Regions from separate parts of the Homo sapiens genome. Here all the other regions are linked to region 3. A link is a contact called in ENCODE Hi-C or POLR2A ChIA-PET data. All regions are on one chromosome and are shown on one strand. The core of a region is the stretch at or near the end of the contact, and the rest is flanking DNA. Distances in the headings are between cores, read along the strand shown. Region 1 holds the start of CPEB4 (cytoplasmic polyadenylation element binding protein 4). Region 2 holds the start of BOD1 (biorientation of chromosomes in cell division 1). Region 3 holds the start of SPDL1 (spindle apparatus coiled-coil protein 1).

The links. A loop is a pair of places that touch in the nucleus more often than their neighbours do. ChIA-PET counts read pairs that join two places held with the same protein, here RNA polymerase II (POLR2A). Pooled maps may share reads with other maps.
Region 1: a loop to region 3 is called in a map of CD8-positive, alpha-beta T cell, with 15 times the contacts of the local background. The contact joins the promoter of CPEB4 here to the promoter of SPDL1 in region 3. A Hi-C loop is called at or near these places in 2 of 168 maps with a recorded cell type or tissue (both CD8-positive, alpha-beta T cell) and 6 of 50 pooled maps. POLR2A ChIA-PET finds 5 or more read pairs at or near these places in 1 of 52 experiments (GM12878).
Region 2: a loop to region 3 is called in a map of B cell, with 27 times the contacts of the local background. The contact joins the promoter of BOD1 here to the promoter of SPDL1 in region 3. A Hi-C loop is called at or near these places in 5 of 168 maps with a recorded cell type or tissue (B cell, CD4-positive, alpha-beta memory T cell, CD8-positive, alpha-beta T cell and 1 more) and 7 of 50 pooled maps.

What each region holds. Positions count from the first base shown.
Region 1 is chr5:173,886,473-173,889,932 of GRCh38, reverse strand. CPEB4 (cytoplasmic polyadenylation element binding protein 4) reads right to left here and starts at 1,584. Exons shown (of 10, transcript NM_030627.4): 1 at 1-1,584. The coding sequence starts at 199. RefSeq lists an enhancer at 1,838-2,077.
Region 2 is chr5:173,614,997-173,618,572 of GRCh38, reverse strand. BOD1 (biorientation of chromosomes in cell division 1) reads left to right here and starts at 1,923. Exons shown (of 4, transcript NM_138369.3): 1 at 1,923-2,373. The coding sequence starts at 2,137. RefSeq lists enhancers at 1,647-1,726, 1,747-2,006 and silencers at 1,987-2,056, 2,067-2,116.
Region 3 is chr5:169,581,431-169,585,097 of GRCh38, reverse strand. It overlaps SPDL1 (spindle apparatus coiled-coil protein 1), which reads right to left and starts at 1,325. Exons shown (of 12, transcript NM_017785.5): 1 at 1,209-1,325. It overlaps LOC105377714 (a long non-coding RNA gene), which reads left to right and starts at 1,437. Exons shown (of 3, transcript XR_941200.3): 1 at 1,437-1,715. RefSeq lists an enhancer at 698-1,698.

The DNA.
Region 1 (3,460 bases), core at 335-2,834, 4.3 Mb before region 3:
TAGCTGGAGCAGGAAAAAGCCAAGCTGACCCAGCACTGCTGCCATTGGCAGCTGTGTTATTATTTATAAAAGCAGCAGGGCTGGGGGTGGCATTTTGGTGATGGTGTGGAGGCTGCAGATGTGGATGGAATCTGACTGGAAAAGCAGATTTATTCCCAGTATTGCTTTGCACTAGCACTCCAAACCCGTAATCCCCCATTTATTATCTTTAGGAGCAGAATCTCACAATAAAAAATGACAACCTGATGTCTCACGCCTTTTTTTTCCTCTACCCCAAATTTAAGTTGTTTGCTTGCTTGCTTGAAATGTCTTATTTATAGCTAGCTCAAAGATCGCAGCTTATCACCTTAAATTGTTCTGATTTGGAATTCTGGTCTCTGAAAGAAAAAACAACTCTTAAAAAAATCTCTTAAAACATTGACTTGGATCCAATTGGGCTTATTTTTAGGAGGGAATAAAAATGAAGAGGGTAAAAATCAAGTCTTTGGTTAGTAAAATAGGCGCTTTCTTTTTCCAAAGGAAAATGTACATGAATGACAAAAACAGAGCTTCTCAAGCATCTATGGATGTAGAAGAATAAGCCTTGCGCGGAGTAAAAATATAGATATATATAATTTAACAATCACATATGGTTTTCCTCAGCAGTTTAGATTCACTCACATAAAAATTAGAATAGGACTAAGAGGGGAATACGTTCTTTTCTTGGCAGCTTGGTTAAAAAAAAATCAGGAATAATTTAAGAACATTATATATTATATATTTATATATATAGATTATATTAGGTTATCTGGGGTGGGAAGTGAATTCCTGGTTTCGGGAGAGGAAATCAGCATTGACTAATGGAAAGATGATTGCAGGGAGGTTTCTGCTGTTCCTGGTCCTGTTTTCTGCTCTTTCGCAGGGTGCAGTTTTGGCCTCTGGGGCTGTTCCTGAGGCTCCGGGTGCAGATCTTGCTGCGGTCGCTGTTCCTGGGCTCCCCGCGGCTTCCTCTCCCCCATGAAAGGGGTTGGAAACACCCGTTTCTCCCTCTTGCGGGGGTCGCGATCAGGAGGGATTAGCGAGACTCGACGAGGGTGAGCGGGCGGCCTGGGGGTGCGGGGACCGAGGGGGCGACCTGGAAGGTCCTGCGGTTTCTGCCTCTTCCCCTCTCTGCGGCTCCGGGGTTTTTTTCCCTCATGGGACCCAGGGGCGGTTTGTTCAGTTCCCTCAGTTCGATTCTCCGCAGAGAGGGAAAAAAGAGGAAAAAAAGGAAAAACCCACTACCGTAGTTATTTTAAAGGAGAAGGGCCTCCCCCCTCGGCTTTCTCTCTCTTTTCCCCCAGAATTTTTTTTTAAACTATAATTTAGAAGGCTTTTGTTTCTCCTCACGGTTGCTGGGCCGTCGCCGCCGTCGCCGCTTTACCCTGGTCCCGCAGTCCCCGCTGTCGTTGTTGAGGACTCCTCCTGGTTCTTCTTTTTCTTTCCTTCTTCCTCCTCTTCCTCCTCTGCTGTCGCCGCTGCTGCCGCCGCCGCCGCCGCCACCGCCTCCCGGTGCCCGGGTCCCGCAGCCGCGGCTGAGTCCTTCTCCTCAGGACCGAGCCGAGTGAAATGACAACCAGCTGGAAAGACCCAGAGACACTTCCGGTTCGAAGAGGGAGGGGTGGGGGTAGCACTCATTCCCCACCTACCTGCCGGAAGACCAATCATCTGTTAGAACTCAGGCGAGGCCACGCCCCCTCGCTTCAGAGCTACTCCCAGGAAGGTCGAAAAGTTACCTCCAGAGACGCCTCTTCCGTCTGCGCCTCGCCTAGTGAGGCCCGGCGCCTGGAACCCGCTTCCCCCACCCAGAGTGAGCGCAGCAGGTCGCCATCTTTTGTGTGGGCAAGGGACTCCTTTGATATTTCTCTTCCCTAACTGGGCTTTGCAGGAGGAGCAATAGGGACGTGTCAAGGAGAACGGATTCCTCGCTCACGAAGGCATACGGTCAAGGTGTTGGAGATCGAAGTGGCGGCCCGTGAAACCGCGGATGAATGAGAAGGGTGCCCACAGTAAAGGTGGTGCTCCAAGCATCACGTGCTCTGGCCCGAGCTCCGCCCCAGAGGGATCTGGAAGGGGAGGCGGGTCTTGCCAGCAGCTGTGCGGTGCCTAGAACTGCGTTTGCCCTTGCCCAGAATGTAGACCTCACGAGGGACTCTCCCTTAACCTTCCATTCGCTCACCCGCACCTCCCACTCTCCCATTCTGCTAGGCTCGCATCTGGTGCAGTCTCCCAGGTGCAGAGATGCAGCTGAGGCGTCTGTGGCTATGCCCCCGTATCATCCCGATCTAGTACACCTTACACGCAATACCAGAGGGAAAATTCCAAAACTAAAATTTTATCTTGACCCTCACATGCTCCGATTTCTTCTATGGTTGCCCATTATTTCGAAGATAAAGGCCAAACTTGTTAGTCTGGTATTCAAGCCTTTCTACCTAATGGGTGGTATATCTTAGTGCCTCTTCCCCCTCCAAACACACTCTCAATGCCTTTTTACATGTCCTTTCCACTCTTCTCCTTTGGTAAATTCCTATTTATTTCTAGGAATCAGTTCAAAAGCCACCAACAGCATCTTCTGAATTCTCTCTTATAAGCGTCCACGGCCCTGTGTACCTCTCGTGCTTGTTTCTCACACTATATTGTGATGGTTTATGTCTTCCAGACCTGTGCTGGACCGTGGGCTCTTTCAGGAGCAGACATTGTAGATAGGAGACATCAGTGAATGAATCCTGAAAACGTGAATGAACAAACCAGCAACAATGAAGTCTTCCCTGAGTGACAGCCCCCCAACCCACTGCCACCCCTTCCACCCGTCACCCACCCCCCACCCCTCACTCCTGTTTCCAAGTCTGAATTAATTATTTCCTTCCTTTTGCCATTTGGTTTGGAGCTCACATATCAGACTTTTCATTATGTTTGGTACTCAAGGGCTTTAATGTCCTGTTTATCTTTGTACATTCCCAACGCTATGACCACCATCAGGGCTTAGGATAATGCTTTGCTCTCAGCACAGCTTTAAATATGTTAAATAAGTGAGTATTTTCCTTTAGCAGGAAGAAAAATGAACAAAGAAATCAGGGTAGAGCCAGAAGTAACTGGCACAACTAGAGGGAAAAAAAAGATACCAAGATTAATGAAAAATAGTATGAACAAAGGTGGCTTCCATTTCATTTCCATAGCCTTCCTCTAATGGTCTCAACTTCTGCCTCAGTCTGTCAATCCTCCATCACTTCCGTGTAGAACACCTGAGGGCCTTCAATCGGTGATTTTATTCTCTTTCATTGTGCCATGAGCATGAGTCTTGTCTCTGTAACTCTACTATGGATTCTTTGAGCATAGAGATTGGGTCTTACCTGCTGTTTATTCCCTACAACTGGACATGCCTGGAAACTTAGCTGGTTCCGTCAGGTGTCTTTTCCGCCAGAATGGTTTCCTTGACTGGCCC
Region 2 (3,576 bases), core at 674-3,173, 4.0 Mb before region 3:
TGGCCAATTTGTCTGTAAATCATTCACTTCCAATTATAATAATTGCTACAAAAAATGAGGCTTTGAGTTTCTGTAGCATGGAGGAAATATCTCATTGGATCTAGGGGTCAGAAGAATTTTCCCTGAGGAAGGAGAGTAAGATGTGGGGTGCCAAAAATGGAGAAGGGACTAGTCAGAGTGATCAAGGGCTTGCAGAAGAAAGAACCTGGGGCTGAGGCAGCCTGAACTGGGCTTCTCCTGGGGTTAAAGGTGAGTGATCAGTGTAGAGTCAACCAGTAGGAACAGACATTAGGTAATCTCAAGGATGGTGAGCTATTAAGAGAGAATGTTTGTCATTAACTGACCCATTGTGAATGATTGAGCTGGTGTTAGAGGATGAGTATAATCCAACACCTGAATGTTTCTTTTGAGGGTTAATTTAAACTCTCTTGGACAGGTGTGGTGGCTCACACCTGTAATCCCAGCACTTTGGGAGGCTGAGGCGGGTAGATCACTTGAGGTCAGGAATTCAAGACCAGCCTGGCCAACATGGTGAAACCCCCATCTCTACTAAAAATACTAAAATTAGCCAGGTATGGTGGCATGCGCCTGTAATCCCAGCTACTCGGGAGGCTGAGGCAGGAGAATTGCTTGAACCCAGGAGGTGGAGGCTGCAGTGAGCCAAGATTGCACCACTGCACTCCAGCCTGGGCGATAGAGTGAGACTCTGTCTCAAAAAAAAAAAAGAAAAAAAAATTAAACTGTCTTGAGTACTAAATATTGGTGTGGAGAACATCCTGGATCTTTGCCAATTCTGCATCTTCGCAGGAGCCAAGGATATTGCAGAATTTGCTATTTACATCCCCTCTGCTGCTTGTGTAAGATGAGGAAACAACAATAGCAGACATAATTGCTGAGGTTGGGAGGGGGAGCTGAGCTAACAATAGGCAAAAGATGAAGGGAAGAGAGGATAATGGTGGCAGCTATAGGATTCCAATGGTGAATTGTGGCTACTTAAAAAAATCAGGATATAAAGCCTTACCTATTGTGGGATACCAACTAGCTCTCAGGATACCTCAGGCTAAAATGCAAGATTTAGATCCTCAAAACCTGGGTTCAAATCCTACTTTTCTACCTCTAGGTATGTGATTAGGTTAACAAACTTTCTTCTGCCTCCATTTCTACGTCTGTAAATAGCAATAATAGTAGTATGTATCTGCTTTTTTAAATTATCGTGAAGAAGTGCGTGGAAAGTGCATAGCATCACGCCTGACACTTTTCAATTATTCAATATTGGCTTATGATTGACAATATTTAATATTTGGGAGGAAATCCACACACATATAAGACAGACTTAAGGAAAACTTTTATTTTCTTCTTCACACTTTTCCGTTATTTTCCAATTTTCTAAAATGAGTATGCATTGCTATTAAAACCAAAAGGAGGGAAACTCACAAATTTCTGAACAATAGAAGTTTGACTGTTCCACTGTTTCCGGAATTTCCCGGAACATGTTGTTCAAGAAGGACGTGGGAGTGCATGCTGAAGCACAGATTGCTAGGTCTCGACCCGTAAATACTGGATAAAAATCTTTAAGAAATAATTCTGGTAATCTATACTTTTAATCAGCTCCACAGATGACTGTTATAATCGGGCACTGCTGGGACGTGTTGATTGAATGGGAAGTGAGCAGAGAGTGGGCGGGGAAGGCCTGGCGGGGAAGGCCTGGCGGGTTGCAGCGATCACGAGGCCTGCGCCTACAGTTCCCATATTACCCCGCGAAATCGCGACGAGCAAGCACGAACCCTGCCGGGAGTTGTAGTTTCTCTCGGCTAGGCCGCTGCCTATAAAGAACGCCGGAGATGGCCACAGAAAACTTCCCGCCCCACAATGCAAAGGTCAACGTTGACGCCATCTGGGGTGCGCCTGGAATCGAGCAGGCCGTTTCTGCCGCGTCCACCACAACCTCTGCTGTATCAGAGGGGGCCTTCGCCGCCGCCGCCCCCACCACCGCCCCTGCCGCCATCGCCACCTCCGCCGCTGCCGCCTTGGGGCCCTCCTCCTTCACCGCCCCCTTCACCACCTCTACACGTTCTAGGCCTTCTGTCCTGGAGAAGAAGCTATAGTCGTTCTCCCTTGTGGGCCCGGGGCGCAGCCATGGCGGACGGCGGCGGCGGCGGGGGAACTGGCGCGGTGGGCGGCGGCGGAACTAGCCAGGCCTCTGCCGGGGCAGCGACTGGCGCTACTGGGGCCAGCGGGGGCGGTGGCCCCATCAACCCGGCCTCGCTGCCTCCCGGCGACCCGCAGCTCATCGCTCTCATCGTGGAGCAGCTCAAGAGCCGGGGCCTTTTTGACAGCTTCCGCCGGGACTGCCTGGCCGACGTGGACACCAAGGTAGCTGCGGCCGCCTGGGCGTTGGGGAGCGGGGCTGCACGTGAGGCCGCCGGGTGGCAGCTTTGATTTTCGAAAGCCGAGAGCAAAACAAAAGATAGCTTAGAAATCTCAGCGGTGAGGTCTTACACCGCTTGGGGCAGTACGGAGAGCTTTCTGAGCGATGCACACGTGGGTTCCTGCCTGATACATTTACTACTAGTTGTGATTTTACCCAGTCCCTTCTCCGAACTTGGGGTTTCAATGTGGGTTTTAGAGCCTAGACCGTATCATTCCCAAGATGGAACTCCTCTGAGGCCCTTAATAACAAACTTCGAAACCAAGTAGATAAGCAAGCGTGCTTTAGAATTTCCACCTGTTCCGTACTCACCACTGAGAAGCTGGCATTAAACACAATGATTTGAACACACAGTCATCACCATTTTATAGCTGTTTATTCCTTTTCTCTAGCTCATTGTTTTGCAGACTAGTACGGCGTTGAATTAAGATAAATTGTAGAAACAGCACCCTTATTTTGCACTTCATCATTGATAAAAGGAGATTTGGTGCCTAGTTGAGATCCTAATGCCATTGGTCAGTCCCACCAGTAAAACGCTATTTCACTTTACCTACTCGTCAGGGTGGTTTGGATTCAATGAAATAATGGGTGTTAAGTATCAGACATACAGTAGTTGCTGGAATGTTCATTTTCTTCCTTTTCAAAACTTGTCTAGCCACGACTGTGGTTGTAGGTTAGGAGACCCTGTCACTGGACTCCTGCAGGGTAGTGATTTCTCCTACCAGAGCCTGTCATGGAAACATTTTGCTTACCTCACAGCAAGATTGTGAGCTTAGAATTAGACCTTAAGATAGGGAAAAACGTAGTCTGTTTATTCGTTGAACGTTTATTGGCCTCTAGTTGCCAAGCTGTGCGATTACAGGAATAAGTCACTACCCCATCCTCAAAACTTATAGTCTAGGTTAGAAAACTGACATGTAAATAAACCAGGTGGTAAATACGGATGTAGAGAGAGAAAGTGGTATACACTGTTCCTTCTCCAAGATGAAAAGCCCAACTAGAAGTCTGTCCTTGAAACAAAGTAATTTAATACATATACATCCCAGATCTGTATTGACAGAGCTTTCACCTTTCCTAGGACAAGTTCTCCATTCATATTTCTTATATTCCGTTAGGTTTTGTGTGTGATTTTAAAACAAAAGCGACTA
Region 3 (3,667 bases), core at 76-2,575:
ATAGCCGTGGTTGATTAAAAACTACTAATGTGTGACAGACATTGTGCTTGGTGCTTTATACACATTCTTTTTTTTTTTTTTGAGACGGAGTCTCGCTCTGTCGCCCAGGCCAGACTGCGGACTGCAGTGGCGCAATCTCGGCTCACTGCAAGCTCCGCTTCCCGGGTTCACGCCATTCTCCTGCCTCAGCCTCCCGAGTAGCTGGGATTACAGGCGTGAGCCACCGCACCCGGCCGCTTTATACACATTCTTATTCAATCTTCTCAACAACTTCAAGAGGTTGAAGGTATTTCCCTCATTTTACACATGCAAGCTGAGGCATAGAAAGTTTTAAGTAACTTGCTTAGGGTTACCCGCAAGTTAAGACGCGAAGTGTGATGGGAACTAGAATCTACCTAGAAACCATGGTGCTGCAACCATTTTTCCTGTCCTGCTTCTCAAAAATATAGCACACACAAAGCATTTGGGACACAGGAAACTCTGGGAATCAAACTGCCTGAGTTCTTACCCCGCCTCCACTACTCACTGGCTGCATGAACTTGGACAAGTTATTTAATTTCTGGTTTAATCATCTATAAAAACAAGCACAATAACACCCACCTAATCGGTTACTGAAAGGATTAAATGAGATAACGAATGAAAAGCAATTAGGGTAGAATCTGACACACGGCTGGGGCAGTGCTGTCCAGCAGAAATATAACGCGAGTCATGTACGTGATTTTAAATGTTCTAGGAGCCATCATGATTTAAAAAGTAAACAAAGATGAAAAATTAATTTACATATTTAAACAAATACACTCAAAACATCATTTCAACATGTAATCATTATAAAAATTATTAATGAGATATTACTCCTTATGCGCTATCTCTGAAACCCAATATGTATCTCCCATCTGCACCATTTCTTAGTTCGGGCTAGAGGCTACCGTACCGCACAGCGCAGATCCAGTGGCGGTTATAATTTTGAGGACCCGGCAACCGACCCAACGTTCCATATTTGTCCAGAATCCCTGAGGGCGGCGAGGTGGTCCAGCGGAAGATAAGACCGGCTCGGAACCCAGTGTATAAGACCCCAGGGTTCCGGGGAAGGAGATGTTTCAGCTAAAGGCCTCGGCCGAGACCCCGGCCCCTAGCTTTCTTTAGGGCCTGTTCGACTCTCCCCACTGCCGCTCTCCACACCCACCTCCCACCAGGCCCCTTGCCCCTACCTCTCACGCTAGTCCCCTGCTGCCGCAGCCAGCGGCTCCTAATGGGAGCTCAGGGCGTCCACATTGAGGACGCTAACTCCACAGTCGCCGGCCCATTCGCTCAGCTAGCTCTCGAGTAAGCGCCTGGGATATTTGAATGCAGTTCCCGCGAGAAGTCCCACGTCTCACGAGACGTCCGCCCAAGCCGCGCGGAAAGGAAAAACCAAGAGAAACGCCCAATGGAGCGCCCACCCCCTCCTACAGCTACTGCGCATGTGCAAGTGGCGCGCCGTGGGCTTGGCGCAGGCGCAGGCGCAGACGTGGCTCCACATAAATTTTTCCTTGGGCTGGTTTCCTGCATGTCTTTTAAGTATTTGCTTTTAGTTTCCGTGTTTTGGTGTTTTGTTTGTTCGTTTTTTTTTTTTTTTTGTTTTTACGACAATGCCTTCTAGGGGAACAGTGTCGCTGGGCTGGGCGGTGGAGAGACACCTTTGGCACCATCGTGCGATCTCATGCACCCTACCAGTGGTAATACTGGCGTTAATATTTAAGTTCCCACCATGTGTTAAAGTTTACAGATTATCTCAGTTAAGCCCGCAGCCTTATGAGGCAGATATTACTCCTCGTTTTCTACAGAGAAAAAGCCCGAAGAAAAAAAGTGCCTTGTCCAAGTGGTAGAACTAGAATTGAATGCAGTCTTAGAGTCCAAGCTGTTTGCATGTGTTTTTAATAATAATATTTTGTAACCCTGATGCCTATTCAAAAATTGAAGCGATCAGAAATAATAATAGATAACATTTAATGAGCACTGATGAGTCCTAGTAACTGTTACATGAATCATGTCGTTCTTTCGAGCCCATCTTTTCTTGCCTATTTGAGAACTTGGCTCTAACTGCTCTTTTTTGCATCTTCAGTTTTTTCTTCTCTATTGGATCTTCCCTATCAGTTCATAAACATGCTGCAGTGATTGCCATAAAATCATTTCATGATTTCATTTTTTAAAAAATCCTCCTTGACACCAATCGGCAACCACCCCATTTGTTTTCTTCTCTTTATAACAAAATTTCTGGGGAAAAAAAATCTTTACATCCATTATCTCCATTTTCTTACCTTTTGTTCTTTTGTTTGTTTTTCCCACTTTAACCAGGATTTGGTCCCAACCAATACTATGAAGTGGCTCTTGTTAGGTTTACCAGTGATTCCTACCTTGCAAAATTCGGTAGTCAATATTTAGTCCTCACTTCTGGTGAAATTTGACAGAGTTGCTTGCTCTCATTGATTTGAGTCTTTATGTCTTGGGATGCCACACTCTCCTTGCCCTCTTCTTCTCAGTTTCTTTTGCAGACTACAATTTCTGCCTGAGCTAAGCCAGACTCAAAGGGTTGATCTGAGCTTTAAGATTGGCAACAAATTGCTCACAGTGTTGTCTCACAGATTTATCTGGGACTCCAATGAACCAGATGCTCATTCATTTGTAATCACACCTATGTTCTTGGAGAAATGAAACAAATACCATTTTCCCTATCACTGAACAAAGATTCCTTAACTCAGGGGCCAGGAAAAGATTGTTCTAGCTTAGGCCAATCATGACTGGCTGCAATTAGGTAATCTAAAATCGATCTGAACTTATTTTTTCTCCTTTGTTACAAGAGAAGGTATACCCTATGTTATTAATGTTTCTTCCTATTCTATTTTAAAAATATGTATTTTAAACTATTAATTGAGTGACTGCAATGTGTTAGGCATAGTGGAGGAATTCAGAGATGTGGTAAACTCGACTATTGCCTAGAAGATGCTCGCAATATAGTAGGAGATTTTAAAAAACAAATAGAACTTACAGGGCTGTAAATGCTATGCAAGTGGTATGTGCCCCACACTAAAGGAGTTGTGTGAAGGGAGAGGTATATTTTGTCTAAATGTTCCTTTAAAACTTCCCAGTGCATGTGACACTTCAAGCAGGGCCTTGAAGGATGGCAGAGCTAAGGAGGGGTGCATTCTAGGGGAGGGGACAGCATTAGGAAAGTCTTAGAGGTTACCCCATGTCATAATAAAGGTCATTCTTTAGGGATGGCCTGAATACAGGACTGCCAATACCACCACTGGACGCTAGATGTCACAAGTGAAATGAATTCTAGATGGGTTCTACTTTTAAGATAACTTAATGGAACTTCTGATTCACAATACCAGATGCAGATCTCCGTACTCAGGCAAGGTCCGCATACCATGGCCTAAATACCAAAGGTCAGGAAAAAGCAAAAAACAGCAACCTTGTATCTGTTATTTTCCATTTACGTAAGGAGAGATGGGACTTGGCCTCCTCACACAGTAGTGGATTCACCAAGCATAGGATGGGAGTTCAGATTCTGGGAAACAACACCCACCTCCCAACTCTGTGGCCCTCAGTTACAATTCCTAATATTATAGCTGTTCAGAACTGGGATAGACTCCTGTAGTGAACTTGTCATCATTTCTTCATTGTG